3 separate regions of the Homo sapiens genome follow, and regions 1 and 3 are each linked to region 2. A link is a loop called in an ENCODE intact Hi-C map of the cell type or tissue named here. Cell type or tissue: PC-3. All regions are shown on one strand.

Region 1 (8,000 bases), 87 kb after region 2:
GGCATGCTATGGTTACCACCTCTGCGTGTTGATTCACTTACAAGGAATGCCCTCCCCAGCCAGCTGGTCCAATTAAATGCTTCCTTGGCTATCAGTCTGAAGGGTTTGCACTCTCTTCTGATCTCCTAGTGTAATACAGCAATTTCCCCTAAAGTATGCTTGCATTAGTTTGTGACATCTCTTCCAGTATTATGTTGAACTCCTCCTTAAATCATATAAGGTTGTTTAGCTCTGTTTCTTCTTCCCCTCAATTAGATTATAAAGCAATCTGAGACTCCCTCGCCTTCTGCTTGGACTGGAATCCTACCTCCCTCTCTTATGAGCTCCATGACCTGGACAAGTTACTTCATTTTAGTGTGCCTCAGTTTCCTCATTTATATAATAAAATGGAGATAATAATGTCTATCTCATAGAATTAAAAGAGATAATATGTAAAGAACTTGGGACAGTGCCTACTGTACATATAACACCAATTAAATATTAACTGCCATAACTTATTAGAAGGTATTTTAATGTAAGGATTATGTTTCATATTTCTTTATATCTTCCACAACAGTTGGAAAATTTTACTAGGGACTGATGAGTAAAGATTTATATATTTGTTGACTGTTTTATTAACAAGATTAACTTTTGTTAATAAGACTATCCCAAGCAGGCAAATCTTGGGGACTTTATTAATACTCTATGATGTATCAACATTGTATTATGTGCTGTGCATACATTCTTTTACTAAGCATTCACAATAATTCTTTTCCCACATGGCTTTTATATGTGGTTTTAAAAATTTAACTTTAGACTATGTATGCATATGCATGTGTACAGGCAATTTAAAAAGCCAAATAGTACTTTAAGGAAATGAAACAGTAGTTCCCCAACCCAACATCCCTCCAAAAAGTAGAAATATTCAGTAGGTATTATCTGTTGACTTCCTGTTATGAAGATTTTAATTTAACTCTCTTAACACTCCCACATCCTTCCAGCATAATTAATTGCAGTTTGAAATTAACATTGTATTTATTGTATTGGTACTATGTAAAAATTGTTAACAAGTTAGCATGTAGTGTATTATTAATTTCCTTTTTTGTACCAAATTCTTTATACTTTTAGTTGGTAATTGCCTGATTTTGTTGTTTTCTCATTTTTTTAATGTACCTTTTGCTAACTTTGCACAGAACCATATACTTCCTTGAAACATGGTCAAAAACTTTAGACAAACTGTGAGTTCCACTTTTTTCCTTCTTCTTTTCAGAGTACAAACCTCTTGTAGTTCTTCATTGTCATTCACCAGTCTGGACTTTCTGTTACATCATCCTGAGAATTACCTTGCCTCTTTAGTTATTATTGTTGGATGCCTGGCTTCTTGAACTCTTGTCTTCCTTTTCTTATATTTCTCCGCATTTCGAAGGTGTGTATTCTCCAATAGCTTCCTGGAAAAAAAGGGGCATGGGGAGGTAATTTTCTTTTTTAGATTTTTTTAAATTTTGAAAAGGCTTTTATTCTGCCTACAAACTTGATCGATAGTTAGTCTAGGTCTTAAAATCTAAGTTGAAACCATTTTCCTTAGGATTTTGAAGGCATTTCTCCAATTGACATCTAATTTCAGAATTACTTTCAGAATATTAATGTCATTCTGATTCTTAATTCTTTATGTTTGATTCACTTTTATTCTATTGAAAGTTATGGTTTTGTCTCTAAACTTGGAACTCCGAAATTTTAATCACAATGTGCCTTGTGTTAGTCTGTTTCCATTCACTATGCTGAACCATTCAGTCTAGAAATTTGTGCCTTCCAATTTTGGAAACTATTATTATATTATTATTTTGATAATTTTTTTCAGTATACTCTTTTTAGAACTCTTATTAGTCAGACTGTTAATCTTTTTTTTCTTTTTTTTTTTTTTTTTTTTTTTTGAGACGGAGTCTCGCTCTGTCGCCCAGGCCGGACTGCGGACTGCAGTGGCGCAATCTCGGCTCACTGCAAGCTCCGCTTCCCGGGTTCACGCCATTCTCCTGCCTCAGCCTCCCGAGTAGCTGGGACTACAGGCGCCCGCCACCGCGCCCGGCTAATTTTTTGTATTTTTAGTAGAGACAGGGTTTCACCTTGTTAGCCAGGATGGTCTCGATCTCCTGACCTCATGATCCACCCGCCTCGGCCTCCCAAAGTGTCAGACTGTTAATCTTAGAACTCCTATTAGTTCTCTAAACCTTGTATCTTTTCTATTTTTGTTTCTCATCTTGTTATATTTTCTTAAAATTTCTCAACTTTTATCCAGTGCTTCTGTTGAACTTTTATTATTGCTGTAATATTTGTAATTTCCATGAGCTCTTACTTATTCTCTGAATGTTTTTAACCAGCATTATTTACTCATTTAACATATATAATATCTTCTTTTATATGTGATGATATTAAATATACAGGATTTTGCTTTGTTTTGACGGTGGTTTGTTTTCTTCTTCTGTTTGCATTGTCTGTCTTCCGAGTTTCTTTTTGTCCGTGTTTGTTAGTTTTGTTCTCTGTATTTCATGTTGGAGGCCTCCTCAAGCATCTTATGATCCATAATGTTTCCTTCAATATTTACAAATGAGACTCCAACAAGCTAGTTGTAAACTGTGTGTGTTTCCTGGTTGGCTTCAGTGTAGGGTTATTGGGTTGGGAACTTGACAGTGTGGGAAACAACCCCATATGTTAGCATCTAAAAGTATTTTCTCTTAGTCTCATTCATTTCCCTAAAAAGAAATCCTCTGAAGTCTCACCTGGAATGGAACAGAGAGGTATAAGCCTGGCTACCAACATTCTGGGATCTTAGTCTCACCAGGGAGTTACAGGTCTCACCATTCAATGTTTGCCTTTCCTACCCTTCTTCTTTCACTGTCAGTTTTCCTAGAGTTGAGAACTACTCTGATTTTGATTTTTCCATTTAATGCCCCTTGCCTCTTCTCTGGATAGGAGAAATGGCAAAAACCTTCTTTGTCAAACAGCACTTCAATTAGAAGCAAAACCATTAGTGCTTTGTGCGCACATTGAGCAACTGGGATCCTTCAGGATTGGCTGCTCTCGAGAAAGAAAGCTTCCCACGGGTCACCACACCCCACCCCACTACTTTATCCACAGGGAAGCAGCTGTATCAAATGGCCAATGGTCCTAGTTCCTGGCAGAAAGTAAAAGCATGATAATAGTCTCCTAAATGCTCTGCATATGAGAAGCGTCCTTCAGGTCTGTCGACTTTATATACACTTTCAACTGATCCTCCTATTTTCAGTTTAATTCCTAATCTCCAAAGGTTCTTTGTGCCTCCAATTTCTGAGCCTTTCTGGGGTTCTGCAGCATAAACAGACTGGCTACAGGCAGGAAGGTTTTAGCTTTCTACTTTCTGCTAAATCGGTAACAATTCAAACACCTTTCTGCATCTCCTCTGCCATTTATTCTTTTGTGTTTTTATGCCTTTAAAAAATTATTTTTAATTTTAGTTAAAATGACACTGTAATTTTAGTGGCATTTTGAGAAAGAGTGAAAATAAATACGAATAGTCACTTATTTTTTCAACAGAAGTCACTATATATATATATACATATACTATGTATATGTGTTACTGCTTAACCATTTCATGAAATGCTCTCTATTATCATCTTAAGAACAGAGACTCCTTTATCAGCTATATGAATTTAGCATCTGGCTAGGAACTTTGGAAAAACTGGATATGTCAAAATAGAGAACAGAAGTATATGTTGAATAATCTTCTTTGCCCCTGGAATAGAAATACCTAGCAAATAAGGCAAACTGTGAATCAGCTTTTCCCTCTTAAATGGCTTAAAGAGGGGGCTCTTCTTAACCAAAATGCTACCTAAAATGCAACAAAGTACATCAACATATGTCTTTTGCAAAGCCAATTAACTTGTAATTTATATTTTTAAAAATATTCAGATATGACTCATGTTTCTTAATAAAATTCCTTGACAAAAAGTGAATTCAAGGCCCAGGGTTTGCTGGAGATAACAATCCACCTGGTAAGACATGGATTTAGACTAATTTTTAATCACTAATTTTATGTTTTCCATGTTTAATATGTTTAATCACTAATGTTTATCATGCTTCTACTTTGTGCCAGGAACTAGGACCATTGGCCATTTGATACCGCTGCTTCCCCATGGATAAAGTAGGGGGTGTGGTGGCCCATAGGGAGTTTTCTTTCTCGAGAGCAGCCAATCCTGAAGGATCACAGTTGCCCAATGTGCGCACAAAGCACTAATGGTTTTGCATCGGATTGAAGGGCTGTTTGACAAAGGTTTTCGCTATTTCAAATACGTAACTGGAGTCTAAGTTTCCAAAAGGTGCTCCCAAGATAAAAAATTTCTGTGATGATATCAGCTTGCACTTAATGGACAAACCAGATTCTTTGAGAAATGTCAGTAGTTTTAATTTAGCAGCTGAAATCTGAATATGTTTCAGTGTTTCTTAGTGAAGCCTTTTCTGCTGCGAAGGATCCACAAAGTCCAGTGTAATTTCAGGATAAGCAGATATGATGTGTGGAGGGTGCAAACTGGCAGTCTGCATGCTGCTTCCAGAACGTGATGTGCATTGCTTGCCTAGGCTCCAGCCTTTCCACCTCAGCTGCTTTGCCCTTTACCTAAGATGTGATTTATTTATATACCTGCCTAACTCATTTTACTTCAGGATGGAGATTAACTATTATCAGCTTCAGGAAGTCTTCCGTAACCTTCCCACACACCTTGAACAATATTCTATTATAACATTTAACAAATATCTGTAATTGTTTTTGCCACTAGACCATGGCCTCTCAAGGACAAAGCTTAGGAATGAGTCATATTACCGCTCAACTAATACAGTGCATGACATATAAGATAGAGTCAATAAACATATGAATGAATGGACAATGAGTGACGCTGCCAAGAACAGAGATTTAGTTTAGTTCCCTTTCCTTTGATTAGCAATCTTGGTCTAGGTGTTATGTACGTAACAGCCATCATCTTATGGGCTTATAATAAAATAAATAAAACAATAAAATAACACGTCACTTAGCTATAAATGAATGAGTAATGTCTCTTAATCTTTCCTATTAATTGTGAGTCATAGGATCTGGGCATGGTACATAATATGTCCCATCATAATATTAAATATATTGCAGGGCGGTACAAACAAACCATTCTATCAGGCATAGAGAAGAATGATGTAGAGCCTAAGACTAACATAAACTCAAAGGGCAGAAAATAAGACAAAATATGCAAGCAAGGTAACAAACTGCATGCCATTTACCAGATTATAGTTCATTTTCCATTTAAAATTTAAATTATATTTAAATTCCATTTAAAGTAAAAGAAATGGTTAAAAAATACCAATCCAGCTATTGCGGGAAGTCAGGAACCCCGAATGGAGGGATCAGCTGAAGCCATGGCAGAAGAACATAAATTGTGAAGATTTCATGGACATTTATTAGTTCCCCAAATTAATACTTTTATAATTTCATACGCTTGTCTTTACTGCAATCTCTGAACATAAATTGTGAAGATTTCATGGACACTTATCACTTCCCTAATCAATACCCTTGTGATTTCCTATGCCTGTCTTTACTTTAATCTCTTAATCCTGTTATCTCGTAAACTGAGGAGGATGTATGTCACCTCAGGACCCTGTGATGATTGCGTTAACTGCACAAATTGTAGAGCATGTGTGTTTGAACAATATGAAATCTGGGCACCCTGAAAAAAGAGCAGGATAACAGCAATGTTCGGGGAACAAGAGAGATAACCTTAAACTCTGACAGCCAGTGAGCCAGGTGGAACAGAGCCATATTTCTCGTCTTTCAAAAGCAAATGGGAGAAATACTGCTGAATTCTTTTTCTCAGCAAGGAACATCCCTGAGAAAGAGAATGCGTCCCTGAGGGTAGGCCTCTAAAATGGCCGCTTCGGTGGGCGGCCGTCTTCTATGGTCGAGCTGTAGGGATGTAATAAGCCCCAGTCTCCCATAGCGCTCCCAGGCTTATTAGGACGAGGAAATTCCCGCCTAATAAATTTTGGTCAGACCGGCTGTCTGCTCTCAAACCCTGTCTCCTGATAAGATGTTATCAATGATAATGCATGCCCGAAACTTCATTAGCAATTTTAATTTCACCCTGGTCGTGTGGTCCTGTGATCTTGCCCTGCCTCCATTTGCCTTGTGATATTCTATTACCTTGTGAAGCACGTGATCTCTGTGACCCACACCCTATTCGTACACTCCCTCCCCTTTTGAAAATCACTAATAAAAACTTGCTGGTTTTGCGGCTCAGTGGGCATCACGGAACCTGCCAACATGTGATGTCTCCCCTAGACACCCAGCTTTAAAATTTCTCTTTTGTACTCTTTCCCTTTATTTCTCAGGCCGGCCGACATTTAGGGAATATAGAAAAGAACCTACGTGAAATATCGGGGGTGAATTTTGCCCGATATCTGGCTGAATTTCCCCCGATATCCAGCCTGACCAGTTCTGTGGTTTCTATTAGTAAATGAAAACTATGCTTTTTCCACTCTGTCAGTTTCAGATTATTTCTTATCTTCCCTCTCGTATAAAGTTTCCCAGCTTCTGTGGAAATTGTTCCATTGAGCAATGCTACTGTTCAACACCTTCTGCTTGCTGTTAGGTACTGACCTCTCTTCAACCCTGCTTTTGATTTATAAAAACTTCAACACCCTCAGAGTCTTCCTGTCTGTCCAACATCCACCCATTTTCAGGATGACATCATATCCTTATTTGATACTCTGGTCACTTACTGCCTTGACTTACTAACTTCCATGGACCTCCTCCATGTCAGCCAGTCATTCCCATAGACACACCCTGGAAGATGTCATTGTCTGGAATTGCTCCAACTCCAAAAACATTTTTTCAAACATCAGTCTCTCTGCATAAACTTTAATCAAATGACTCTCAACCTATCATTCTTTGTCCTCATTGAGATCTTCCAACTCATAGATTCTTTACTTTGTATCTTCCTCTCAGTTCCTGTCTGTCTTCATTTCTTCCTCTCCAGATTGACATTCTATGGCCCATCACTTCCTCCTTCTTTTCAATGCCCTTATCTTTCCTATCTCATTTTTCTGTTGTATGTGCCTGGCAAAATGCCAGAGGTAGATGAACCCTACTGTTGCCCATTTCTAAATCTTCAGATGATCTGCTGGAGAAAATAAGACAACCAAATGGACACTACACCATCTTAACTGAACTTTGAACACAGTATATGTTTCTTCATCAACCCTCTGTCCCATCCTCCCCCTCACCTATTTCACACTTTTTTCGCTTTTCTCAAGTTTCCACCCTTCCTCTCAATACACCTTTCACTGAGCCTCCATAGATTTCCCCTTCTAATTAGCAGATGTAAGGCGAGCATCAGCCTTCCTACAAACATGCTCTTAAAAGCTTAATTTCCCTAGACTTTTAGGAGAAGGAAGGTTTTGCCTCTCAGGCTTCTGGAAGTTGTTTTTCATGCATTGCCTGAGTCTCCTCTTCTTTCCAAACTCCATCAAGGAAAAGCCTCCCTTACTGCTGGCTGCCTCCCTGAATACCTGGGTACAGCCTCTTCAAAGTCCCGCCTGGGTTTCAGCAGAGGGGTGGATGTAAGGCAGGCCACACTTTTTTTTTAAACTTCATACAGTTATTCCTTGCAATGGTATCAGGTAAAGCTATCCTGATGTATTAGATTTTTCTGAAGAGTTGGTGGTAGATACTCTATTATATGAGGGAAATTAAAAATGCAAATAAAATAAAAACAATAACAAAAACACTTGGCTAAATATACTGGTAACCATAGTCCAAGAGAAAATAAGAAAAAAGTCAACTTATTCTCAAGAGGTACCCTCATGGTCAGATCCCATTTAATAGCATTGGTCCGTTGTCCTACAGAGCTACAGATCAGTCCTACCTTTCAAGAGCTCCTGCTTCTTCAAACCTTTGCAGTGTGAATATCTGTCCCAATTTAAGGATACTCCAGTACCCACCTTTGGGGTTTGGT
Region 2 (8,000 bases):
GTTAGGGCTGCCATAACAAAGTCCTACAAACTGGGGACTTAAACAGCAGAAAGTTACTGTCTCACAATTCTGGAAGCTTGAAGTCCAAGATCAAGGTGCTGGCAGAGCTATGTTTCTCTGCGGGCACTAGAAACTGGCCAAGATACCAATCTACAGATACACCCTACATACAAGAAAGAGAGCTGGGAGTTGTGTTTGTAAGGAAAAAAAGCCTTCAACTAGCCATATTCTGTTACTAGGGTCTTACTTTTTCCTCACTGGCCCACTAAATACCTCCTTACTCCCAGTATTCTAACAATCAACTATAGCAACCTCAAGCGACCCAGTCCTCTAACACTGAAATCACCATCTGAGGACTATATGATGAAGGAGAACAACCTGTTTTTAATCTAAAAGTCAAATGTTATCTTGTAACCCCCTGGAACTATCCCTTTTAAGATAATAGGTGGGAATCTACTCTGGAGGTGGGGACTCACACACTGGACCAGATGGAGGACTAGCTAAAACAGGACCCAGGTGGAAGCAGCTATCCATAAGAACCCCACCAGTGCATCAAGTTACCATTGCCATGGCAACGCCCAGCGGCTACCAAACTTTTCCATGGCAATGACCTGACAACCCAGAAGTTACTACCCTTATCCTAGAAATTTTGCATAAACCACCCTTTAATTTGCATATAATTAAAAATAGGTATAAATATGACTGCAGCCCTGCCTCTGAGCTGCTATTCTGGGCACACTGCCTGTGGAGTAGACCTGCTCTGCAAGGAGCAATACCTCTGTTGCTGCTGTACACTGCCACTTCAGTACAAGTTGCTGTCTAACACCACCGGCTTGCCCTTGAATTCTTTCCTGGGCAAAGCCAAGAACCCTTCTAGGCTAAACCCCAATTTTGAGGGCTCATCTGCCTGCATGACTTTGAAGCCCTTCTCATCACTTTCAGAATTCTTAAGGTGACATTCAAGAACCCTTATTACTGGCCCCTACCACCTCCGTGGGCTCATTTCACTCCCTGCTAATCCCTGAGACAATCAGCCACCTGCCTTCTGACAGGCCACTGAACACACCCATCTTCCTTCTGCCTCTGGCTTCTGCATTTGCCATTTGACCTGCTGTGATTCCGATGCCCTAAGGAGTTCTGCAAGATGTCGGAGGAATGTACCTTTCTTGCATTTGAATTAGCAAGGAGAAAGAGAGTGTAAAAACCCAGAGTTCCGAATCCTGAGAAAGGCATTTTATGTATGAGTGAGAGTTCAGTTCATTAAAATAACTCAAATTTTATATTAAAAAAACAGATGATACTCTGTAGATCTGTAGCCATTTGCTGGCTACCTACATGCATTTCTACTTGAATCATATTTGCTTTATTCAGTTAACAAAATCAGTTAATTCTGTATTTATGAAATGGTGTATTCCTTTGGGTCTGGATTTCTTTCTTCCCCCAAATACTTCAACTGTTTTCAATCTGAGCACAAATAGAAAACAGTGATATGTCTATGTCATCCTGGGATAAATGGGAAGTATTTTGGCGCCCCTATTTGAGGCTTGATGAAAAGAATTCATTATGTTAAAAATATCATATAGCCATTATTTTTAAAAAACATGAATTAGGAAAGGCCTCATATATTGAATTATATAAAATTTCCAAAGATTTTTAAAATTTTAAATGAGAAGCATCAGTGTTATCACTTATGTAGAGTTTTATATAACTTTTTCTTTGCTTTGCGTAGCAAAAGGAAAATAAGCTTTACTTTTTAGAGTAGTTTTAGGTACACAGCAAAATTGAGCAGAAGTTACAGAGAGTTTCCATGTATTCCCTGCCCCTATACATCCATAGCCTTCCTTATTATCAACATTCTCCACCAGAGTGGTACATTAGTTCCAATCAATGAACCTACATGGACGTATCATTATTACTCAAAGTCCACAGTTTATATTAGGGTTGATTCTTGGTGTTGTACAGTCTATGGATTTGGACAAATGTGTAATGACATGTGAGCCTCTTATCTACATGACAACAGCTAATGATCCAACAAAACCATGCAAACCAGATAGTAAACCCAAGCCCTTCGTTATAGTACTATCACATTGAGTAGTTTCACTGCCCTAAAAATCCTCTGTGCTCTGCCTATTCATTCTACCTCCTGATTCCGAACAACATCTGACCCTTTTGCTGTCTCCATAGTTTTGCCTTTTCCAAAATGTCATATACTTGGAATCATAAGCATGTAGCCTTTTCAAATTGGCGTCTTTAAATTAATGAAGTTTCCTCAATGTCTTTTCATGGCTTGGTAACTCATTTCTCCCTTCCTTCCTTTTTTTCTTTTTCTTTCTTTTTTTTTTTTAACCATTCTTGAATTAATGCATAAGGAACATGTGAAGTTTGTGAAAATCAGAAATGGTTGAAAAGCAACATTTTTGCTCATTAGTTGATAGAAAAAAAACCCTTCATTTCAAAGATTTGGATCCATTTACCACGCTGCGCATTTCTTAAGCACTGAATAATATTTCATTGTCTGGATGTCCCAAAGTTTATCCATTCACCTACTGAAAAACATTTTAGTTGCTTCCAAGTTTTGATGATTATGAATAAAGCTGCTTGTGGCTGACTGCCACAATTACTTCTTGAAACTGTCACTACAACAGTTACTACTGTTATTACTTGAGACCGTCAAGACTGAATGAAGACAGACGAACGTAGAAATGAAAACTTAAGACAAAAGAAACTGTTTTAGGCCGGGCGTGGTGGCTCATGCCTGTAATCCCAGCACTTTGGGAGGCCCAGGCGAGTGGATCACGAGGTCAAGAGATCGAGAGCATTCTGGCTAACATGGTGAAACCCCGTCTCCACTAAAAATACAAAAAATTAGATGGGCGTGGTGGTGGGCGCCTATAGTCCCAGCTACTCGGGAGACTGAGGCAGGAGAATGGCGTGAACCTGGGAGGCGGAGCTTGCAGTGAGCCGAGTTCGCGCCACTGCACTCCAGCCTGGGCGACAGAGCGAGACTCCATCTCAAAAAAAAAAAAAAAAAGCAAAACTGTTTTAAAGGCAGGGGTCAGAGGAAGAAGAAGAGAGCTCCCAGCTTCTAGTGAGCAAAGGCAGCAACCCTGAGCTTTCTATAGCCCTTCTTATTTATTGGGTAGCAAGAGCAGGGAGGAGAAGGTAACGATTGGTCAGCTGCTTAATTGATCACAGGTTCATGTTATTACTAACAGACTTCAGATGTACTTAATCACAAGATTAGGGGCGTGACTGCCTTCAGCATTCCTTCTGGGTGGCATATGCAGTTTGTCAGTTTGCCAACATTCTGCATTTATGAGAAACAGTTTGCTGCTTACTCATACAGCCTCCAGTGGCATACTGAGTTGATCACAACCCTCATTCTTTCCGCCTCCAACAGCTGCTGCTATAAACATTTGTATGCAAGTTTTTGTGTGGATATAAGTTTTCACTCCTTTGGGTAAATACGAATGAACACAATTGCTGGATTGTTTGGTTTTGCAAGAGATTGCCAAACTATATTCCAAAGTGGCTGTACCACTTTTCATTCCCATCAACAATAAATGAGAGTTTCTGTTGCTCCACATCGTCGTCAGCATTTGGTGTTATCAGTGTTCGGGATTTCGGCCATTCTCATAGGTGTGCAATGACAACTCCTTGTGTGATTTTGCATTTTCCTAAGGACATATGATGTGGAGCATCTTTTCACATGCTTATTTGCCATCTGTATTTATTCTCTGGTAAAGCATTTGGTAAGGCCTTTGGCTTGTTTTTGGTAAGTCATGCTCTCATTTTCATTTAGTTCAAAATATTTTAAAATTTCCCTTGAGATGTCTTTTTTTTTTTTTTTTTGCTCTTTTATTTTTGTCTTTGCTGTGTTACTTAGAGGTGTGTTGTTTAATCTCCCGTGATTTTGGGATTTCCTAGCTATCTTTCTGTTACTGATTGGCAGTTTAATTCCACTGCAGTCTGAGAGCAGACATTATATGATTTATATTCTTTTAGATTTATTAAGATATGTTTTACTTGTTATTAGGACAAAGTGGTAACTTCCCATCTCCTTATATGTAGAACTAGAAATTGGAAGTTCTATGTGACTTTTCATATAGAGTTTTGTGCTTAAAATGCTCCATATAATTCCTGATCAAGAGCCTTCAATGAAGATCTTATATTCTTGATGGTCACTGTCAATGAAACACTCTTTTTGCAAAATTTAGCCTGTTTTAAGCTATTGACAAGTCATAGCACTTGAAATCACACTTAATCTATCAGCTCTCCTTTTTCTTGCAATAATAAATATGGTTATTGTGATAATGCATATTAAGTATTTTCATATTAAGTATTTTAAAGTGATGATCAAGCTATAATTTGCAGAATATGCATGATTGTTAGTTTGTGTAGATAGCTTGGAAACCATTGCAAGGGCACATTTTACTTTCCTGCATCAAAGTATTCTATGACTGATTATACCATTGTCTTCATGACAAAGTAGAGGCTATCTAAAATGACTTATGTATTAATAGTTTCTGCTTACATGTCTGACCTACTCTGTAGCCTGGTTCATACATTTTATCTTGCTATGCTTGCTTCTTCTGACCCCCAGGGCTTTGCATGTGCTGCTCCTTTTCTTGAACCCATACTCATAGGGCTAACACTTGCCTCTTGAGGAAAGGAGCATATCATCTTCAGTACTGTTTCCTTAGTGCAGCCGTGAAGGTACACAGTAGGAAAGTTACTGTTTAATGATAGAATAATGCCACCTTTTGGTGTGAGGAGTTGGTCATTGTAGGGGTTGACATTTCAACTGTGAAAAATGTATAAGATTTGGGCATATTAGTATATGAGTGGGAAGACCCTTTGAGTGAACTAAACAGATAGCTAAAGCATGGAGAGTGGGTTGTGATTAAGGAGTTCTCCAGTTTGGCTGAAGAAACAAGGAGGAGTGCAAAATAGTACTTGATTGGAAGGCTAGAGCCAGATTTTAGTAATTATTAAATAAGGATACAGTTCTGAAATTTATTCTCTAGATAGTTCAAGAGATTTAAGTAGAGAAATCTTCAATTTATTAAAAGTTCCAAAAATAACATTGTTGAAGTTCTACCCCTAAATATTAATCCAGCATCAATGTGTACATTAAATAATGAAGTATACCCAAAACATTAAGAAAAGTTACCCTTTAGCCACATGCGTTCAGTTAGGCTTGGAAGTGGTGATATAATTTGGTTGTGTCCCCACCCAAATCTCATGTTGAATTGTAATTCCCAGTGTTGGAGGAGGGACCTGGTGGGAGATGTCTGGATCATTGGGGCAGATTTCCCTCATGCTGTTCTCATGATAGAGAGTGAGCTCTCATGAGATCTGGTGGTTTTAAAAGTGTGTGGCACTTCCCCCCTTGCTCCTGCTCTCTTTCTCATGCTCCATCATGTGAGAATGTGCTTGCTTCCCCTTCACCCTCCACCATGATTGTAAGCTTCCTGAAGCCTCCCAGTCATGCTTCCAGTTAAGCCTGCAAAACTAAGAGTCATTTAAACTTCTTTTCTTCATAAATTATGCAGTCTCAGGTAGTTCTTTATAGCAGTGTGAGAACAGACTAATACAAGTGGACATCTACTAAACTTTCTGCCAGTAATCTTCTTCCTTGGAAACTGACTTAGGCAATCTACAAGGTTACCAGACTGGATTCTGGCTGAAATTTTTTTTCATGATGACCTTATGACTCTAGCCATAGAAACTGACTTCAGGGTTGCTTGGCCCTTCACTGACCAGTACTAGAGTTAAATTCCTGGAATTTGGCTATGTCTAAGAGATTCTAGCTTCTGTCTGGATGTATCTCCTGAATAGAAATGCAACACCTGGAAACAATTGGTTATCATGTCTCCTGCTGTATACAGACAATGTAGCAGAACAGTCCAAAGAACGACAAAAAAAAAAAAAAAAAAAAAAACCAACAACAACAAGCAACAAAAATGTAAGCAGGCACCCAAAGAGAAAAAAGAAGAAAGATGCAGAGAAGACCCTGACTGCCTTCCAGGGCCTGGCTCCACTGCCCATCTGAAGGCAGCTATAGTACTGTCAGTGGGGTCTGTGAGACTCCTATATCCTTATAAAACACCCTTCACATACATATACATTGAATTTTCCTAAAGCTAAAATGGGCTGATTTATTTTACCTACCAGAAAGGAGTTTTAACAAATCCGCAACTACAACAATGAAGATCACTACTACTAAGTTTCTTTTATTATAATCATGTCAAGAAAAATAAAATCCAATAATTATAAACCATTGGTGTCAACATATAAAAATTTCTTATATTAATTGCTTCCAAGATTTTTTAAATACTAAAAATTTTAAGATGTAAAATACTACATTTGATTTATTATTTCATTAAGATTCTAAGCAAACTAATAAAGGTTAAAATTTTAGTGAATAACCTACTTTGATAAAAGTGACAATGTATTTATTAAAATTATAATTAGGTTTTACTGAATGATTTAAGATGTTATTTTTCTCCATATCACTGAGCCAGGAGCATTTAATGTTAAAAATAGACTTGGCAATATTTGGCAAAATGTAAAAATGTAAAGTTAATTAGATTTCAAACTCAATTACAGTGACATCATAAATACTGATTTATTGTAATTCAGCATCTTGTATCCAGAAATTAGAGTAGGTAGACCTCTGGTAAATCTATCAGAATATTTCAGACTTTAATAGAAGACATTAAAACATTCTACTCATTTAAACAGCTATTCATTATATACTCATTACATGTAAGCAGCTACTCATTCTGTGCATATACTCATGTCTAAAACAGTGGCTCTCACACTTGGCTATATGTGAGTCACCTGTGACACATCATGAGTTTTTATTTTTCACCACTGGAAAATCTAACTCAGGTGATCTGGATCTATGACTAGTGTCAAAGTCAAATAAAACTAGAGATGAATCTCTAAATTTAAAATGTTTTATTTGGGAAGCAAGACTTATAATTTGGGGCATACACACAGACTGGGTGGTCCATGGTATGTCTGTAAAACAAAGAGGTTAGAGGTTTTATAAAAAAACAAAAACAAAAACGAGAAATGTTGCATATTATTTTGTAGGAAAGTTTATTGGCACTAGTAAAGTTTGGGGGAGCTGGCAACTTCTGATTGGTGAGTGACAGCCTTGGGTAAAACTAGTCTTAGAGTCACAGCAGGTTGTTTCAGTAATTAGAAAAACCAATTTCAGGTTACAGAAGGCAGTTTCAGCAACCAGGCTTGCATAGAATTGCATTCTTTGATCAATGTTATGTGTTCTGAATGCTTTTTCCCCCTGGCCAATTGACTGTTTTAGTTGGATATGATAAAAATGACCCAATTCATGTGACCAACTTTTATACCAGGCATCTGTATGTCTGAAGAAGTGACACTGATACACAGCCCAACTTAGGGAATCACTCCCTACCTTATAGAATCCTTTGCCTTGATCCAATAATTTTGTATATATAAAAGCATTAGGTGTAAAAGGAAATGATTAGCAGTTGATTCTATTTAGATTTATTAAATATAAAGCAAAACGGGTACATGACCTCTGTCTTTTTTATCCCAGGACATCTAAAGGAAATATGTTTTAAAGCTAGAAAAGTATGATAAAATAAATGAGAGAGGGTTAGAGATAAAACCTCCACAGAAGTTGCAAATGAGTTTTGAATGTTCTTATTGTGTTGGGTTCTTTGAAACATAATTTATAATGGAAAAATAATCTCAGTGATATTTTTAATGAGAACTATTTCTTACCTTTTAAAAATGTTTGATTTTTATAGATACATAATAGTTGTACATATTTATAGTGTACATGTCATATTTTGATACAAGAACACAATGTATAATTATCAAAGCAGGGTAATTGGTATATCCATCACCTCAAACATTTATCATTTCTTTGTGTTGGGAATATTCCAAATCCACTTCTCTAGTTATTTTTAAATATACGATATTTTCACTATTGTGCTACTGAA
Region 3 (8,000 bases), 190 kb after region 2:
GGTCTTGACTGTTTGTCCAATTTGCCAGTCTGTGTCTTTTAATTGGAGCATTTAGCCCATTTACATTTAAGGTTAATATTGTTATGTGTGGATTTGATCCTGTCATTATGATGTTAGCTGGTTATTTTGCTCATTAGTTGATGCAGTTTCTTCCTAGCCTCGATGGTCTCTACCATTTGGCATGTTTTTGCAGTGGCTGGTACCGGTTGTTCCTTTCCATGTTTAGTGCTTCCTTCAGCAGCTCTTTTAGGGCAGGCCTGGTGCTCTTTTAGGGCAGGCCTGAGAGACAAAATCTCTCAGCATTTGCTTGTCAGTAAAGTATTTTGTTTCTCCTTCACTTATGAAGCTTAGTTTGGCTGGATATGAAATTCTGGGTTGAAAATTCTTTTCTTTAAGAATGTTGAATATTGGCCCCCACTCTCTTCTGGCTTGTAGAGTTTCTGCCAAGAGATCAGCTGTTAGTCTGATGGGCTTCCCTTTGAGGGTAACCCAACCTTTCTCTCTGGCTGCCCTTAACATTTTTTCCTTCATTTCAACTTTGGTGAATCTGACAATTATGTGTCTTGGAGTTGCTCTTCTCGAGGAGTATCTTTGTGGCGTTCTCTGTATTTCCTGAATTTGAATGTTGGCCTGCCTTGCTAGATTGGGGAAGTTCTCCTGGATAATATCCTGCAGAGTGTTTTCCAACTTGGTTCCATTCTCCCTGTCACTTTCAGGTACACCAGTCAGACATAGATTTGGTCTTTTCACATAGTCCCATATTTCTTGGAGGCTTTGTTCATTTCTTTTTATTCTTTTTTCTCTAAACTTCTCTTCTCACTTCATTTCATTCATTTGATCTTCCATCACTGATACCCTTTCTTCCAGTTGATTGAATCAGCTACTGAGGCTTCTGCATTCATCACGTAGTTCTTGTGCCTTGGTTTTCAGCTCCATCAGGTCCTTTAAGGATTTCTCTGCATTGATTATTCTAGTCAGCCATTCGTCTAATTTTTTTTCAAGGTTTTTAACTTCTTTGTCATGGGTTCGATCTTCCTCCTTTAGTTCAGAGTAGTTTGATCATCTGAAGCCTTCTTCTCTCAACTCGTCAAAGTCATTCTCTGTCCAGCTTTGTTCCATTGCTGGTGAGGAGCTGCGTTCCTTTGGAGGAGGAGAGGCACTCTGATTTTTAGAGTTTCCAGTTTTTCTGCTCTGTTTTTTCCCCATCTTTGTGGTTTTATCTACCTTTGGTCTTTGATGATGGTGACAAACAGATGGGGTTTTGGTGTGGATGTCCTTTCTGTTTGTTAGTTTTCCTTCTAACAGTCAGGACCCTCAGCTGCAGGTCTGTTGGAGTTTGCTGGAGGTCCACTCCAGACCCTGTTTACCTGGGTATCAGCAGCAGAGGCTGCAGAACAGCAGATATTGGTGAACAGCAAATGTTGCTGCCTGATGATTCCTCTGGAAGTTTTGTCTCAGAGGAGTACCCAGCCATGTGAGGTGTCAGTCTGCCCCTTCTCGGGGGTGCCTCCCACTTAGGCTACTCAGGGGTCAGGGACCTACTTGAGGAGGCAGTCTGTCCGTTCTCAAATCTCCAGTGTGTGCTGGGAGAACCACTGCTCTCTTCAAAGCTGTCAGACAGGGACATTTAAGTCTGCAGAGGATTCTGCTGCCTTTTGTTTGGCAATACCCTGCCCCCAGAGGTGAAGTCTACAGAGGCAGGCAGGCCTCCTTGAGCTGTGGTGGGCTCCACCCAGTTCAAGCTTCCTGGCTGCTTTGTTTACCTACTCAAGCCTCGGCAATGGTGGGTGCCCCTCCCCCAGCCTCGCTGCCACCTTGCAGTTTGATCTCAGACTGCTGTGCTAGCTATGAGCGAGGCTCCGTGGGCATAGGACCCTCTGAGCCAGGCACAGGATATAATCTCCTGGTGTGCCATTTGCTAAGACCATTGGAAAAGCTCAGTATTAGGGTGGGAGTGACCTGATTTTCCAGGTGCCGTCTGTCACTCCTTTCTTTGACTAGGAAAGGGAATTCCCTGACCCCTTGCGCTTCCCGGGTGAGGCAATGCCTCGCCCTGCTTCGGCTCATGCTCGGTGCGCTGTACCCACTGTCCTGCACCCACTTTCCGACACTCCCCAGTGAGATGAACCCGGTACCTCTGTTGGAAATGCAGAAATCATCCATCTTCTGCGTCACTCACGCTGGGAGCTGTAGACTGGAGCTGTTCCTATTCGGCCATCTTGGCTCCACCCCCCAACATGTCTCATCATCTCAGTTTTATAGGGGATTGATATATTTAGCTTTTTGAAGAACTTATCAACTGAAGTTAAAGGCATTATATATTATGTTATTCACTGTCCCTTGTAAAATAACTCATGCAAGAAAATTGCTTTCTATTTTCAAAACAAGAAAAAATGTTTCTCCTGTAAGCAGAACTGATATGTTTATTTTTGTCAAACAATGTAAATATGTGATACATTATAGTTCCCATTTTAATTTGACTCAAAATAAACTCAATTACAATTACTGTATAAATTTAAATTTAGGGAAATTTATCTCTCTTACATGACTTTGATTTTCCATTTTTATTTTAGCACATTTAAGTTATAAATATTGTTACAAACTAATATATTTAAACTTTTTGAAATTATTAAGCTTCTACTGGGTACTGAGGTAGACATAAAAAATGGAAAAATAAAATTTGGAAAAATTTTTTTCAGTATAAATATCCATTATTGGTTATATATTAATATTTACAATGAGGAAGAATTTATCATATCTTTAAACTTAAAATTATCAGTGTCTAGAAAATTGATAATTTGGTAAAAGTCTTGTGAACACAGGACTGATAGCTATTCACAGGGCTATTTCTGGATTGGAAACCTTTATTCTTTTTCTGAACCTTAATTTCCCACATTACAAAATGGCAGCTCAACCCATAGTCACCATTCACATATAATTTTTCATCTGAAAGTTTCTAGTTAAGCAGCTTCCTTTTTCCTAGGCTCTTTTTTTAAGCCTGGAGAGAGATTGAATCACATACTTACAGTTTGTTTCCCTATAGTCAGAGAAGAATATTTGGCAGCAGAAATTTTGTAATTGACCTTCTGCTGGACTGTATTAGTACCAAGTTAGTATTTCACATAATTTCATGTACTGTTTGCCCATGATATAATTATTAAGCACATCCTGTATACACACCTCTGAGGCAAATACAAAGATAAACTAGTCATAATAGAAGGAAAAACAAGTCACCTAAAAGCAGTTGATGAATGCGATGACTCTGCCTTCTAGAAATAGGAACAATTGTTTCAAGAAAGAATGTAAATGCTTTAAAGTTGACAATACAAAAGTAACGTTGTAGCAGAAACAGGGTGCTAGGTGGAGGGAGAAGTGGAGTTCCACAGGAAAATAGAAGCAGTAATCTTCTTTGTTGCACGATAGAAATTCAAGTTAATAAATAAGCAGGCAGGAGACTGGAGAATCATTCTCCAGAGAAACTGGGCAGAACAGAAGAGATACCAGTAAAAACTGATATTTGGGTATCCCTCTGAATTTGTTAGGGCATAGGCTAAGCTGCTATAACAAACACACTTCAAACACAACGGCTAACAAGGCAGAAGTTTATCTCTTTTTCATATGACAGTCCAGAGATGGAAGTGCATTCAGAACAGTCACGAGCTCTGACCCAAGTTGACAAGGTCATCCAAGGGCCAAATGCTTTCCCTTTCATTACTCTAGCATCCGCAGGAACTGTCCTCAGAATGGCAGAGGCTGACTCACCATCACTCTTGCCAGCACTTCAGCTCACCGCGGGGGGAAAGAGGAAGCGGAAAGCAAGTGGGGCCGGGCGCAGTGGCTCACGCCTGTAATCCCAGCACTTTGGGAGGCCGAGGCGGGTGGATCACAAGGTCAGGAGTTCAAGACCAGCCTGGCCAAGATGGTGAAACCCCATCTCTACTAAAAATACAAAAAAATTAGCCGGGCGTGGTGGTGGGCGCCTGTAATCCCAGCCACTCGGGAGGCTGAGGCAGAGAACTGCTTGAATCCGGGAGGCAGAGGTTTCAGTGAGTCAAGATCGCGCCACTGCACTCCAGCCTGGGCGACACAGCGAGACTCGTCTCAAAAAAAAAAAAGAAAAAAGAAAAGAAAAGAAAGCAAGTGACTTCTTTCCTAAGAAAGTAACTAGGAAGTTGTGCACATTGGGAGGTTACTCCGAGGGAGCATCTAACAGAGCAGCGGATACCCTGCTGATATTCAAAGGGGTGAGGGTAGTTGTATTACCTAAACAAGTAGGGGAAATGGATACTGGGAAGCAATCAGCAGTTTCTGCTACAACTGCCAATAAGAAAAAAGTAGTTCACTGCCCAATCTCACCATGTACATAGAACTTAAATAATCAGTGATATGGGTCTCACTCTTTAAAATGAATATATAACCTAGAACCATCATCAACAGAAGTTTGCAGAGAGCAGAATAGAACTTCCATAGAAACTATTATTAATATCCTCTGAGAAATATAGGTAGGCACTGTATCCATAAAAAACAGAATACTTTTTTAAATGAAGGGAATATTTTTGAAAATGGTTAAAATACAAAATCAAGAAATGATCCCCAAAGAATGTGGGGAAGGGATGAGACAGAGATGATGTATGGGAAAAAGAGAGAAAATTTAAGAAAATTACTAGATTGACAAAAAGGATCAATATCTGACCAGTAAGATTTCTCTAAAAATAAGAGAAAAATATAAAGAAGACAAAAAAAACTATACCAACAACATTTCTCAGAATAAAATATGAGTTTCCCTACAGAAAAACAAGGATAAAAACATCCTATATGATCAAGAATTAAAATGGTTCTGGCTTTTCTACTATAATATTGGAAACTGTAATACAAAAAAAGATACTGTTTAAAAGTTCTAAAAGAAAATTTTTTTAACCCAATTTTCTACACTCAGCCAAATTATCAACCAAGTGTGAGAATAAAGACAGTTTCAAATATGTTGGAGCTCAAAATTTTACTTCCTGTGCATCATTTCTTAGGTGGCTCCTGGAGGGTGTGTTCCAGTACAATGAATGAATAAGTCAAGAAAGAGGAGAACTTGAGTCCAAGAAGCAAAGACAGGGCAAGGAGGTGAGCCTACAGACTTGGGGGCATCCATTGTATATTATAGTGTGTAGCAGACCCTGTCAATGTCCTGTTAATATCATTAGGGCCCTGCCACTTCAGCACACTCTGGACAACTTCCAACTTCCCCAAATCTGCTTCATTTAGACCAGGCTCTTACCAGAACCATTGACAGCTACTCTGCCTTCTTACAGAGAAGGCCAGAAATGCTAAGATATTAATACCTCCCAGAAGCAGACCTCAAATCGTGAAAGCTATTATATCAATTTAATTTTACAATTGTATTAGAGGCAATGAAAAACACAATGTTTCAGGGATCTGGCAAAGGGAAGTGAGAGATATGAGTAGGGAGAGAGTGGAAGACTAGAACAACTTGTCAACAGATAGGACCACACAGAAAAGGCAACTGTAGAAGAGACCATCTTTTCCCTACCTTTGTGCCCTTGGCCTACTCTGGAGGTTGCTATAGACAGCCCATTAGGAGCCACTGGCTACCCATGTCTGTCTGCCTAACCATGATCCCCATCCTCTGAGCCTGCTCAACGAACCAATAGTGTGGATCCCTCATGTCTGGGAGCCATTGCTGCTAGAGCAAGACTTCACCAGTGAGGGAAGAGAATAGGTAGATATATACCCAGGTCTTCATCCTGAGGAGAACAACTCAGAGTTGAGTGTGCCACCAGCTCTCAGCGGGTTCTCAGCATGCTTGAGCCCCTCTTAGCAGTACGAGAACCTCCTCAACAATGTTTCCTCTTTTGCTTTCCTTCCTTTCCCATCTTACTGCCCATCAGTACTTTCTGAGACCCCCTTCCAAGGAAACCAGTTGCTCACAAATCCTTGTCTCAGGGGAACCCGAAATAAATATCAACAACAAAAAAAATTCCTAGCAGATGGAGCAGGCAATGGCTTTCAAGACCATAAACAGACAGCTTCAATGTTAAGTGGGCTTCTCTAACAGTTCAAGCCCCTCTGTTATAGCTGAGGTTCAATGATAGCCTGTCATACACCATTGCCTCCATGGAGTGTGTTTGCAGAAATCAAGTCAAAGAGGCTGGTATTCCCCCATGGAGTTCTATGTACAGAGAGAGAAGAGACAGCCAGAGAAGCTGAGATAAGAATGAGAAAGAGACTTCACAGGAAGCAACAGTCAGAAAAAGTGATGACTCGAAGGAATAGACGCCAGAGTACTGAGAGACATAAGGATTGATACAGGGTTTCTCCTCACGTGTATGACAGTTGCTCAAGCCATTTTAATATTAAGGAACAGTGACTAAATCAGATGGAAGCCTTGGGAATATGCTTAGGACTGACATGTGGGCTTCATCTTTGTGGAGTCCTGAGAAGATAGGTTAGCAACAATGAGGAGGGGGCCCTGGGGTGGGGAAGAGCAATTCTTCTGAGAAATTCTAGCCACAAACCACTATCTGGCACAACATCCTATTCCCAAATACCTCATTCCACACATAGCCCCTCCAGCATGACCCTGTAGAACTTCTCTCCAGCCCCTGCCTCTTGGCAGACAGCCTTCTCTCAGCTGCACTGCCCATTGCTCTTTTTTTTTTTTCATATATACATTATTTATATCCAGTGGTGTGCTACAGTCAGCATATACCAGCTCACAGAAAGCCAATTTTCAAATGTTTAGGAATCCTGCAAACTCATTGGCATCACATACATTAAAATCAGCCATTCTCTAGTATGGATACAAAACAATTTGCTTATCCATTCACCTGTCGTTGCATATTTAGTTTTTTTGTTTTTATTATTATTATTATTATTATTATTATTATTATTATTATACTATAAGTTCTAGGGTACATGTGCACAATGTGCAGGTTTGATACATAGGTATACATGTACCATGTTGGTTCACTGCACCCATCAACTTATCGATTACATTAGCTATTTCTCCTAATGCTATCCCTCCCCCAGGCCCCCACCCCCCAACAGGCCCCAGTGTGTGATGTTCCCCACCCTGTATCCAAGTGATCTCATTGTTCAATTCCCACCTATGAGTGAGAACATGCAGTGTTTGGTTTTCTGTCCTTGTGATAGTTTGCTCAAAACGATGCTTTCCAGCTTCATCCATGTCCCTGCAAAGGACATGAACTCATCCTTTTTTACGGCTGCATAGTATTCCATGGTGTATGTATGCCACAGTTTCTTAATCCAGTCTATCACTGATGGACATTTGGATTGGTTCCAAGTCTTTGCTATTGTGAATAGTGCCGCAATAAACATACATGTGCATGTGTCTTTATAGTAGCATGATTTATAATCCTCTGGGTATATACCCAGTAATGGGATTACTGAGTCAAATGGTAATTCTAGTTCTAGATCCTTGAGGAATTGCCACACTGTCTTCCACAATGGTTGAACTAATTCACACTCCCACCAACAGTGTAAAAACATTCCTAGTTCTCCACATTCTCTCCAGCATCTGTTGTTTCCTGACTTTTTAATGATTGCCTTTCTAGCTGGCGTGAGATGGTATCTCATTGTGGTTTTGATTTGCATTTCTCTGATGACCAGTGATGATGAGCATTTTTTCATCTGTCTGTTGGCTGCATAGATGTCTTCTTTTGAGAAGTATCTGTTCATATCCTTTGCCCACTTTTTGATGGGGTTGTTTGCTTTTTTCTTGTAAATTTGTTTTAGTTCTTTGTAGATTTTGGATATTAGCCCTTTGTCAGAAGCGTAGATTGCAAAAATTTTCTTCCATTCTGTAGGTTGTCTGTTCACTCTGATGGTAGTTTCTTTTGCTGTGCAGAAGCTCTTTAGTTTAATTAGATCCCTTTTGTCTATTTTGGCTTTTGTTGCCATTGCTTTTGGTGTTTTAGTCGTGAAGTCCTTGTCTATGCCTATGTCCTGAATGGTATTGCCTTGGTTTTCTT

The links. Hi-C counts contacts between places; a loop is a spot of excess contacts. Peaks named below come from ENCODE experiments on the same cell type or tissue, not always from the same donor. Only the 100,000 strongest peaks of a DNase experiment are listed, where the experiment ranks them.
Region 1: a loop joins it to region 2, with 6 times the contacts of the local background. A loop is called at or near these places in 2 of 110 quality-filtered maps.
Region 3: a loop joins it to region 2, with 7 times the contacts of the local background. A loop is called at or near these places in 2 of 110 quality-filtered maps.

The regions. Positions count from the first base shown.
Region 1 is chr1:207,301,894-207,309,893 of GRCh38, reverse strand. It overlaps LINC02942 (long intergenic non-protein coding RNA 2942), which reads right to left. Exons shown (of 4, transcript NR_186170.1): 3 at 7,987-8,000; 4 at 1-1,427. All of the region lies in intron 1 of LOC107985251 (a long non-coding RNA gene), which reads left to right. Among named protein-coding and RNA genes, the nearest start is that of CD55, 16 kb to the left of the region's middle. In PC-3, no CTCF peak of the experiment used is centred here; DNase peaks (open chromatin) are centred at 43, 4,913 and 6,803; H3K4me3 peaks cover 350 bases; H3K27ac peaks cover 3,743 bases.
Region 2 is chr1:207,389,122-207,397,121 of GRCh38, reverse strand. No RefSeq gene overlaps it. Among named protein-coding and RNA genes, the nearest start is that of CR2, 61 kb to the left of the region's middle. In PC-3, no CTCF peak of the experiment used is centred here; DNase peaks (open chromatin) are centred at 3,341 and 6,861; H3K4me3 peaks cover 960 bases; H3K27ac peaks cover 4,608 bases.
Region 3 is chr1:207,200,968-207,208,967 of GRCh38, reverse strand. The region is part of intron 1 of LOC107985251 (a long non-coding RNA gene); the gene reads left to right. Among named protein-coding and RNA genes, the nearest start is that of LINC02942, 35 kb to the left of the region's middle. In PC-3, no CTCF peak of the experiment used is centred here; a DNase peak (open chromatin) is centred at 3,737; H3K27ac peaks cover 1,607 bases.